Linked DNA regions of Homo sapiens: region 1 is linked to region 2. Evidence: read pairs that join two places in POLR2A ChIA-PET (ENCODE). Cell type or tissue: HepG2. All regions are shown on one strand.

What was found. ChIA-PET counts read pairs that join two places held together with the same protein. Peaks named below come from ENCODE experiments on the same cell type or tissue, not always from the same donor. Only the 100,000 strongest peaks of a DNase experiment are listed, where the experiment ranks them.
Region 1: POLR2A ChIA-PET joins it to region 2 with 5 read pairs; 6 of 35 experiments call an interaction of 5 or more read pairs at or near these places.

The regions. Positions count from the first base shown.
Region 1 is chr9:133,948,242-133,953,241 of GRCh38, forward strand. The region is part of intron 1 of VAV2 (vav guanine nucleotide exchange factor 2); the gene reads right to left. Among named protein-coding and RNA genes, the nearest start is that of VAV2, 42 kb to the right of the region's middle. RefSeq lists enhancers at 150-659, 660-1,169, 1,680-2,190. In HepG2, no CTCF peak of the experiment used is centred here; no DNase peak of the experiment used is centred here.
Region 2 is chr9:133,889,762-133,894,761 of GRCh38, forward strand. All of the region lies in intron 2 of VAV2 (vav guanine nucleotide exchange factor 2), which reads right to left. Among named protein-coding and RNA genes, the nearest start is that of VAV2, 100 kb to the right of the region's middle. In HepG2, no CTCF peak of the experiment used is centred here; a DNase peak (open chromatin) is centred at 2,710; H3K4me3 peaks cover 351 bases.

The DNA.
Region 1 (5,000 bases), 58 kb after region 2:
TGAACTTCCTTCGCTCGGGCCCATTTCCTCAGCTCCGCACGCACCAGGACCAAGGCGTCAGGCCAGCAGGCTGAGTAATGAACCTGACCCGCCTTTGCGCATGGCCTCGCATGAGTGTCCCCCTTCGCCCAGCTGGGGTGCGGAGCTGCTCTACCTGCTGTGATCTGGAGGAGTGGGGTGGTGTTTTCTTCGTGCATATCAAGGTCTTCGGGGGCCAGCCTTGCCCCCAGGTCAGGGGCAGGCGACTGGCAGAGAGAGGGGCAGGCCAGATCAGCAGGGCAGGCGGCCCGCGTGCCCTCAGGAGTGGAGCTCCCCCCACCAAGAGCAAGCAGCTTGAGCCATGGCTGCTACATTTGTCCACAGGAATGACAGAAAGGGCTGCAACAACAGCGTGTCTCGTTTCACTATTCTGTAAAGGTTTCCAGCATTCTCAGTCTCACTAACACTCGATGTGCTAAAACAACGTCCGGTGGCTCTTCCACTTTCTCCCATAACAAACAGCGCCCGCTGAGTCCGTGCCTGGCGCAGCACGAAGCCCTTGACGTTCCTCTCTGCTTCATCCTGCTAACGAGCTGTCACGTATCCCTGGTCTACAGGTGGAGAAACGGCTCAGGGACCACCCTGCTCATCAGGGTAGTGAGGGGAAGACCCAGGTCTAATCCAGGTGGTCTGGTCCTGTCCCCATGGGAGCCCCACGGCATAGGCAAGAGGCAGCCTAATCTGCGGACAACCTGGGAGGAGGGAGGGTCCCGGCTGGCTTGCGTGAAGGCAGAGCTAGCTGCACACAGGCTCTGTCGGTGGGTGCCTCTCCATCCCTCTGACACCAGCACTCCTGGGGAGAAACATGCTCCTCCCTTACGCTGGGCCCTCCTGCTTCCCAGGGCACCTCCCAGGATGACTACCAAAACGCGACTCACAACGCACTACACCACCTCGGCACTGGTAGAGGAAGCCCTCCAAGTCAGACCCACAGAGGCAAGTCCCTGCCCTTAGCAAGCTTCCGGACCCCTGTCTCTGCACACTTCCCCTCCTTCCCCGAGGACGCCCTGACCCAATTCCGGTGCCTTCCAACACTTTCCACAAGGTCTCCTGGCCACTCCCACCCCCAGCTTTCCAGCTTTGGTTCATTCAAGGTGGGCTGGGGGCCCTGGATGCTGGAGACACGTGGCTGACACGTGGCACCCGCTAGGGCTCTGAGCCTTTGACTGTGCTGTTCCAGTGGCCTGAACACTGTTCCCTATCCCCACTTCCTGACCTTGTCTCTTTCAACCCAAGCCCAGCTCATGAAAGGAAGAAATGGCCTTTCTCCTCCTCTGTACCTGCCCCCTCGAATGGCGGGTCACCTGCTCACCACACTCCAGGCAATGCTGCTGCGAGATGGGAAACAGGCTTCCCAGAGAAGATGCCAGAAGACTCAGAGGGCCCAGCCAGCTGTCTCCAAAACAGGGCCCCGGAGGCATGGATTCAAAATGTCTGCTACCAGAGCTCAGACCCCAAACTCCAACCTGCAGCACGCAGGCAGCCCTGGGTCCAGAATCCCAGGATCTTCCCCAAAAAGGGATGGGGCAAGGTTGCTTTGTGGCTCAAGGCCAGGAGGTCCCAGAGAGGCAGAACACCTGCCCCCGACCCGGGCGTCTCCTGCTGTTTAGGGGTTTCACGCTCAGCTTTTCTCACAGTCTGCTCCTGTGCAGCCTGATTTCCAAACGAGCTCTGCTGCAAACTTCAAGCGCCCAGCCGGTGAGAACCAGCAAGGACCAGCAGCCGTGAAGTCCAGGAACCCCAGTGCTGGGGCTCCCACCCGCTGCCAGGGTCTGTCTGTCCACAGCCCCTGAGCCATGAGGAGTGGGTTCTCAAAGGCTGAAAAGTCAAGATCTCAAGAAAAGAGAGACACTCTGGCTGCCCAGCAACCCCTGGCACAGGCAGGCAGGGCCAGGCCAAGCTGCAGCATTGCCCCTCTCCATCCTGACGGTCAAGTCCTTCCTCAGCAGCACTCGAGAGGAAACCCAGCAAGAAAAATCAATTCTGGAGAAGCCTCATTTGGAAGTCTGAGTGGAGCAGGTGGGCAGCTGGGAGGCTCCTATTCAACTCTGCACCCGCCTCCAGTCCACAGTCAGACACCGAATAAGAGGCACCTACTGCATGCTAGGCCGCCGCCCAGCCGTGCGTGTTCAGAGCCAGCAGCTGAGAGAGGTCTCAGCTTTCCACGCCTGCTCCCCTGAAGCCCTCCAAGGACCCACCTCTGCTGCCGACGGTGGGTTTAAGCCAAGGCGGGGGGTATAAAGAGTGGCCCACACAATCGGGACTTCAAGGTCAGGGTCAAACCAAAGGTTTTCTATAAAGCTAGCAGTAAATTGCTTTTCTAGTATTTCTCTTTATAACCATCTTCCCTGAGCCGGCTTCCGAGTGCCGGAGGGTTCAAATCCTACTCTCTGGCCACCTGGCTCTGAGCAATTAGCCCAGACGCACGCCTGCGCCTCGGCCCTCCGGGTTGCTCTCATAGGACCTCAGCCCCTCCTCTCTGCTGCAGCCCACAAGCCATCTGTGAAACGGGCTCTTGTCTCTGCCACCTCATTTTCTCCATTTCTTCCCCCTTCCGGAAAGCGGCCTCCGAGGTCAACATGAGGGCATTCGCACGCTCTCTGGAGCGCCCTATCTCCAGCGCAATTGGACAATCCAACTCCAGACGGACCCAAGCAGAGGGCGCGATTCTTCCCGTTCCCCCACCACCCACTAAAATGAAAGCCAAATGGATCCCTTCACAGCCAGCAGACACCGGATGATCGCTCTCCAGTCTGAAGGAACGATTCTCGCTATTATCCCTTCCTGCTGGGCTAAAAATATTGAAGGAAAAATGCAACCGCAGCACTAGAGAGCTTCCCAAGCAGGGGGGTAAAACTGAGCCTCCTTCTATGATCAGAAACCAAAGGCAGGCACAGCCCTTGGCTATGGAGGCAGCAAGGTGGGAGGCGGCCTCTTCCCCTGCAGAAGGCCACAAGCCAGCCATGCGACAGCAAAGTGTCAAAAACTCTTCTTAGTCAATTGCCAAACGGGCAACTACGGGGGCTGGAGAACAAGAGCTGGCACCCAGCAGGGTCAGAGCAGGAGTAGAACAGGGACTGTGGGGCTTTCAGCCTGAAAAGTGTCCCTCATGCCCGCCATGTCCCCATTTGGAGCTCCTGCTGGAGCCTCTCCTGCAGGTGCCTACAAAGCCCCACCCACTGGTGAGTGGCCGTCACCCGCCAGGCAACCCCAGCTGGACCCAATGTGGCACCTCCTCCTCAGCAGTCCCTGTGCTTCGTGAGGCCCATATGTGGGAGCTGGGAGCGCTAGACTAGAACCCCTCTCAGCCTGGACCCCCGGGACCTGCCCTTCACCTCTCAGAGCCTCAGTTTCCTCACCTGTCAAGCAGGGGTGGCAGTCATACCCACAGCAGCTGACACCAGACCACGGGTGGGTCACTCACCTTGTGCTGGGGACAGGGCTTTTAGGCTGCTCGGCTCTGCTGCAGGAATAGGATCCTCAAAGCAGAGGCGGTTTCCCCATTTTACAGATGGGCAGAGTGAGGCTTCAGGAAGCGTAGTTATCTGCTTGGAGTCTTAGGCAGCTGCTCAGGATGCTACAGCAAAATCCCACAGCCCGGGAAGCTTGTAAACCCAGGGGCTTCTTTCTTGTAGCTCCAGAGCCTGGAAGCCCAGTGCCAGCGTGGTCAGGTTCCAGTGGCTTCTCCTTGTACCATTACACAGCAGAGATGTACCCTTACATCCACAGAGAGTAGAGAGAAGCAGTCCCTTTTGGTACTCTTAAAAGGGACCATCCTATTCATGAAGGGTCCGCTCTTACGACCTCATCTAAACCCAATTACCTCAAAAGGCCCCAGCTCCTAATAACGTCACATTTTGGGGTAGGGTTTCAACATAGGAATTTTGGGGAGACACAAACATTCAGTCCATAACAGCAAGTGTAATGGGTTGAATGGGTGGGCCCCAAGGAGACAGGTCTGCATCCAGACCCTGAGAAGCCTATTTGTGACCTTACTTGGAAAAACAGTGTTTGCAGGTAAAATTAAATTGATGCTCTCAAGGCCGGGTGCGGTGGCTCACGTCTATAGTCCCAGCACTTTGGGAGGCCGAGGCAAGCAGATCATGAGGTCAGGAGTTCGAGAACAGCCTGGCCAACGTGGTGAAACCCCATCTCTACTAAAGATACAAAAAATTAGCCAGGCATGGTGGCACGCACCTGTAATCCCAGCTACTCGGGAGGCTGAGGCAGGAGAATTACTTGAACCCAGGAGGCGGAGGTTGCAGGGAGCCGAGATCGCACCATTGCACTCCAGCCTGGGCAAAAGAGCAAGACTCTGTCTCGGGGAAAAAAAAAACAAACCTGAGGCTCTCGAGATAAGATAATCCCAGATTACCCAGTAGGCCCTAAATCCAAGTGTCCCTAGAAGAGAAGACAGAAGACAAGAGGCCGTGTGACGACAGAGGCACAGATTGGCATGATGCAGCCACAAGCCAAGGAGTGCCTGGGGCCACCAGAATCTTGAAAAGGCAGGATGGAGCCTCTCCTAGAGCCTGCAGAGGTTGCACAGCCCCACTGACACCTAGAACCTGGAGGGAGCATGGCCCCCGGGACACCTAGAACCTGGAGGGAGCATGGCCCCACTGACACCTAGAACCTGGAGGGAGCATGGCCCCCGGGACACCTAGAACCTGGAGGGAGCATGGCCCCCGGGACACCTAGAACCTGGAGGGAGCATGGCCCCCGGGACACCTAGAACCTGGAGGGAGCATGGCCCCCGGGACACCTAGAACCTGGAGGGAGCACGGCCCCACTGACACCTAGAACCTGGAGGGAGCACAGCCTGCCAACATCTAGAACCTCCAGAGGCAGCACAGCCCTGCCAACACCTAGAGCTTCCAGAGGGAGCACAGCCCTGCTGACACCTTGGTTTCAGGCTCGCGGCCTCCAGGGCTGCTGCTGGAAGGCGCTGGCCTGTGGTT
Region 2 (5,000 bases):
AAAAAATTTTTTTCTTCTCTGTCCCCCGTTAAACCTAATCAGGCTTCCCCGATGTGATGGTGTTTTACTCATGTCTCAACTGTTAATGTCGATACAAGGCTGAAGACCCCACAGCTTCCATGAAAAAAGAACTCCAGGCTGGAATATTAGTGTTTCCCATGAATAATACATGACCCCGCAGGGCCACTCCTGGGATGACTCCACGAATTACTGTCTCTGCAGTGGAAGGACCTGTCATCCTGGCTGGGAAAATTAGCTAGTAACTAACAGGATATGGGCACACTCCGGGAGGCTATGGTGCCAGGGTGTGGGATGGTGACTCGCAGGGGCTGAGGCAGGTCCCCAGGCAGGAGTGGCAGCCAGGGCATGGGCAGCACGGATCGTGCCAGCCTGGCACATCCACAGGGCACAGAGCCCTCCACACAGCCGAGACTCCAGGGGGTGGAACCAGGGAGCCCAGGCCGGGAGTCTGGGCAGTGGTTTCTTCCGAGGAGCCAGAACTCGGCTCCACCGCGACCACACGGAGCCTTGCTGCCTGTCACAGAGGGACTGACGGCGCGTCTCACGCAGGCCGTGGGGCAACCAGGAGGAATCGTGGCTGTGAGTCCAGGAGTGAGCACGGACTGCAGCTTCCCAGCCCCGGACTACATTTCTTCCTTCCAAGAGGTGCAGGAAGAAACCACTTGGGAGAGCAGAAATGGGAAAAGTGCCGAGGGTCAAGGGGCCACGGCTCTCCCTAGCTGGAGCAAAGACGACCGCCCCCCACCACCCCCTAGAGTCCCTCTCCCCTTTGTCCATGAGAGGCAGATGCTTGATGGCTCAGGACTGCCTGCTAAAGACAGCACTCCCCACCCTCCCTTGCAGAAAGGAATGGCCCCAGAACCACGCTCTGGACACTGTGTAAGAAAGGAAGGGGAGGTGAGGAAGGGTCATGCACTTAAAAGGAAACAGCTGCCTCCCCTGCTTCTTTCCTGCTGCATGGAACACGGACGAGATGGCAGGAGCTCAGCAGCTACCTTGAAGCACTTAGGTGGAAGCCGCACGCTGGTGACGGCAGAGTGAGATATTCAGCACGCCTGAGCTGCTTGTGGGGACTATGGCACTGCCTGGGATGTGGGCACTACGGAGGGGCATCTCTCTTGCTACCTCACTGCCAGCCACCCATCCCTGCAAACTGGCAAGGACCTGCCACCTTTCACACCTGATAAACAAAAATACTTTAAGGTCTTCTAATATCTATTTGGGCATTTTCTGGTCTGAAGTGGGGAAGTTAAATGAAATAAGGTAGAGGAGTGAAAAATGTAAAAAAGGCAAAGAAGATTTTCTCTCCAAGGCTCTTGCAAGGGAGCACCAGAGCCCTGCTCAAGGTGCTCAGCAAGCAGAGGCCCGGGGGACAAGGGTGCAGGGGGCTGCCAGGGCCCGGCACTCACGCCACCCTCAGGAACACAGTCTCCAGCTCCAGCTTCTTCTCCCTCCCTCCCTCCCACTCTCAGCAGGAGGGATGGGGGGGAGGGTGGTGGGGAGGGATGGAGGGAAGGGATGGGGGATGGAGGGGGAGACAGAGGGGAGGAATAGAAGGGAAGGGATGAAGGGGGAGGGATAAAGGGGAGGGATGGAGGGGGAGGGAAGGGAGATGGAGGGGAGATGGAGGGGGGATGGAGGGGGGACGGAAGGGGAGGGATGAAGAGGAGGGATGAAGAGGAGGGATGGAGGGGGAGGGATGAAGGGGGACAGATAGAGGAGAAGGATGGAGGGGAGGCATGGAGGGGGAAGGATGGAGAGGGATGGAAGGCGAGGTATGGAGGGAAGGGATGGAGGGGAAGGAGGGAAGGGAGGGAGGGGAAAGAAGGAGAGGGATGGAGGGGAGGGAGGGCGGGGGATGGGGGAGGGATGGAGGGGGAAGCGGGAGGGATGAAGAGGAGGAATGGAAGGGGAGGGATGAAGGGGGAGGGATGGAGGGGAGGGATGGAGAGGAGGCATGGAGGAGAGGCAGGGAGGGGGAGCGATGGAGAGGGATGGAAGGAGAGGTATGGAGGGGAGGGAGGGAGAGGGATGGAGGGGGATGGAGGGAGAGGGATGGAAGGGGATGGAGAGGAGGGATGGAGGGGAGGCATGGGGATGGAGTTGGGAGAGGTGGGGATAGAGGGCGTGGAGTGAGAATGGAGGAGAGGGGTAAAAGTAGTGGATGAGTGGACCAAGGCATTCGGGGGAGAGGTGGAGAGAGAGGGAGAGAGGAAAAGGGGATGGAGGAGAGGGACAAAGGACGGGGTGCCAGGGGTGTGGGGAGACGAAAGGGATGAAAGAGGTGGGGTGTGGGGAGGAGGGGGAAGGAGAGGGATGGGGGCATTGGGTACGGGGTGGAAGGGACCCAAGGGCGGGGTGGGGGATGATGGAACAGAGGCCAGTGGTGCAGGGGAGGGGTAGAGGGGGATAAAGGGGAGATGAGGGGAGGGGTGGGGATCAGCAAGGGGCCTGCTCAGGTGCCAGTGGGAACAGGTGTCCCGGGTTGGCTGCATGGGGCTGTGCTGCTAGGAAGTGAGGCCTCCTGGTGCTTCCGCAGGGCTGCAGGGCTTTGTGAGCCAGGAGTGTCCTTTGAACACAAACAAGCCTCTGTTTATTTTGGAAATGTGGGGGCTGAGGAGGTGGGGAGTGAAAGCTGACACTCATTAGAGCACCCTTACCAGTGCACACACCTCTGTCTATAAGCACACTGGGGAGGAGACAGAATTAAGTCACTTGGCCAAGATCATCCCAGGGGTCAGCAAAAATCAATCTGCATCAATCCCTGGGCCCCATGCAGGGCTCGGCCAAAGGGCAGCCGAGCACCTAACCCGCCTGGCCGTCCCTCCTGGGTCTCCGTGCCTGAATCGGGCGTCAGAGTCCAGCAGAGACAACTGTCCTTCGGCTCCAACAGGGACACAGGGGCACAAGGAGCTCAGGAGGGCAGGGCAGGCTGAGCTGCAGGGCTAGAGGGAGGAGAGGACTCACAGGCCAGAGATGCAAGAGGAGGGGCGAATCCGGGCCAGGCTTCAGCTCAGAGGCCATTGCAGACGAGAAAAGCGGACCTGGCCCAGCCTTGGCAATAAAAAGCATTCCAGGTTCTTGTAAGGGGGAAAGAAAGAGCCAAGCGGTCTCCATCCACGGGGAACTTGCCCGAGCCCACCCCCAGAATTATCATCAGGATGATGTCTCACAAAAAGACTTCAAAGTGAGACCAGGAACACCATCTTCCTGGTCGTGAGGAGCAGGTTTTGCTGGGCGGTGAGGGGCCCTGGCCCTTAGACACGCAGTAAGGCGGACTCAGCTGCCCTTTCTCTCAGAGGACAGCACGGTCCAAGATCTATGGCTCTGAGTCCGATCTGGGCACTTACCAGACAGCCTGAGTCCCACCTCCCGCGAAGACTCCTCTTGCCACCCTCCCAAATCCACAGGCCTCTAAAGGTGGGAGTCTGACAGCCAGGTGCCTTCAGGCTGTGGAGGGGTCACACAAAGGCCCCACAGCTGCAGGGTGGAGGGTGGAGAGGGCTGAAGAGGAAGGGAAGAAGGAGAAAGGGAGGGAGGAAAGAAGGAAGGAGGCTCGGGTGGCGAAGGCGGCGGCAACAGCAGCTGGGCCTCAGCTGGTCCTCGGTCCCACAGTCGGGCAGCGCCACGGTGGGGCAGCGTGGAGGAGGAGGCCCTAGCGACAACTCTGGGGTCCTCAGGTGGCAAGGGACCTGCCCCGCACGGCCGCCTACCAGGGGCGAGCCCTCCCTCCCCGGCCTTCATAAAAGCAAAATCTAGACAAAGGAGCCAAGATGGCCGACACCCACTCCGGCCAGCTCCAAAGGTCACCTTCAAGAAACGGAGTTTGCAGGAAGTCAACGGTGCCTGCAGAACAGGGGCGAGCACCCAGCCCAGCCAAGGCCAGGAGGAGCCCAAGCCTTCCTCCGTCGCCACACGGCAGCTTTCATTGCCTGAACCTCGGAGGGTGGCGGGACGGTGATTCCACCCACAGCCGCGATGACCGAGGCCCAGCATCGCAGCAAGTGGCAGAGAAGCCAGAGTCCAACTACCGCCCCTGAAACCCACCGCACCTGACCCACACAGCAGCGGCGAGAGTCGGGCGCCCACGTGTACCACACACACAGTTGAATGCTTTACTGGACCTCACGGATCCTCACAGACCTCTGGAAAGTTCTGTCGTAATCTCCACCTTACATCTGCAGAAACTGAGGCTCGGGGAGAAGGAAGACAGTAACGGGCCCAAGGCCACCCCGCCAAGCAGCATGACATCCACCCCACAGCCCATGGCTGAGAATCCATCCCCCACTCCCCGCCTCCACTGCCCGTCAGAATTCAGGGAAGCTGCACGGGTGAGACCCTAGAGGTCACCTCGCTGGATCCGCCACAGTACCCACTGCCACCACCATGTCCGCTCTAAAGTGCACTGTGAGGGATCCAGGGACCGTGGACACACAGGGTTCCACCCTTTCCCAAGGATGGGGGAGCCGGGGCCCGGCCTGGCCAGGGATGGTGCCGGCCATCAGCACCGGCTGCAGCCAGACCCAGACCTGGTGCAACTGACCCAAGAAGGAGACCTAAGCTCCTTCAACAAAGGCTGGTGACAGGAGAGGCGGCTGGGTGCATCCATCCACAAAACCAACAGGAACACTGTGGCCACAGGAGCCACAAGGATCACAGGGCCCAATAAAGGTGGAAACCGCCTTTACGCCCTCTGAGCCCAAAGGAGAGGCCCCCAGAAACCCCAGAGCTCCCCGGGTGACCCTGCACAAGGCGGCTGTTGGGAAATTTTGCCACAGTTGCCCTCTGTCCAGGGAGGCATGAGGGCCCAGCAGGGTTCACAGGCTCCCAGGAGGAGGAGGGGCCAGCCCTTTCCCCACCGTCTCAGGCAGATCCTTAACCCCAAGGGGACCACAAACCCCTCCAGGAATCTAAGGAAGGCTGTGGGCCTCTCCCCAGAACACAGGGCACCCCAAGAGGCTCCAGATCCTGGCGCCCAC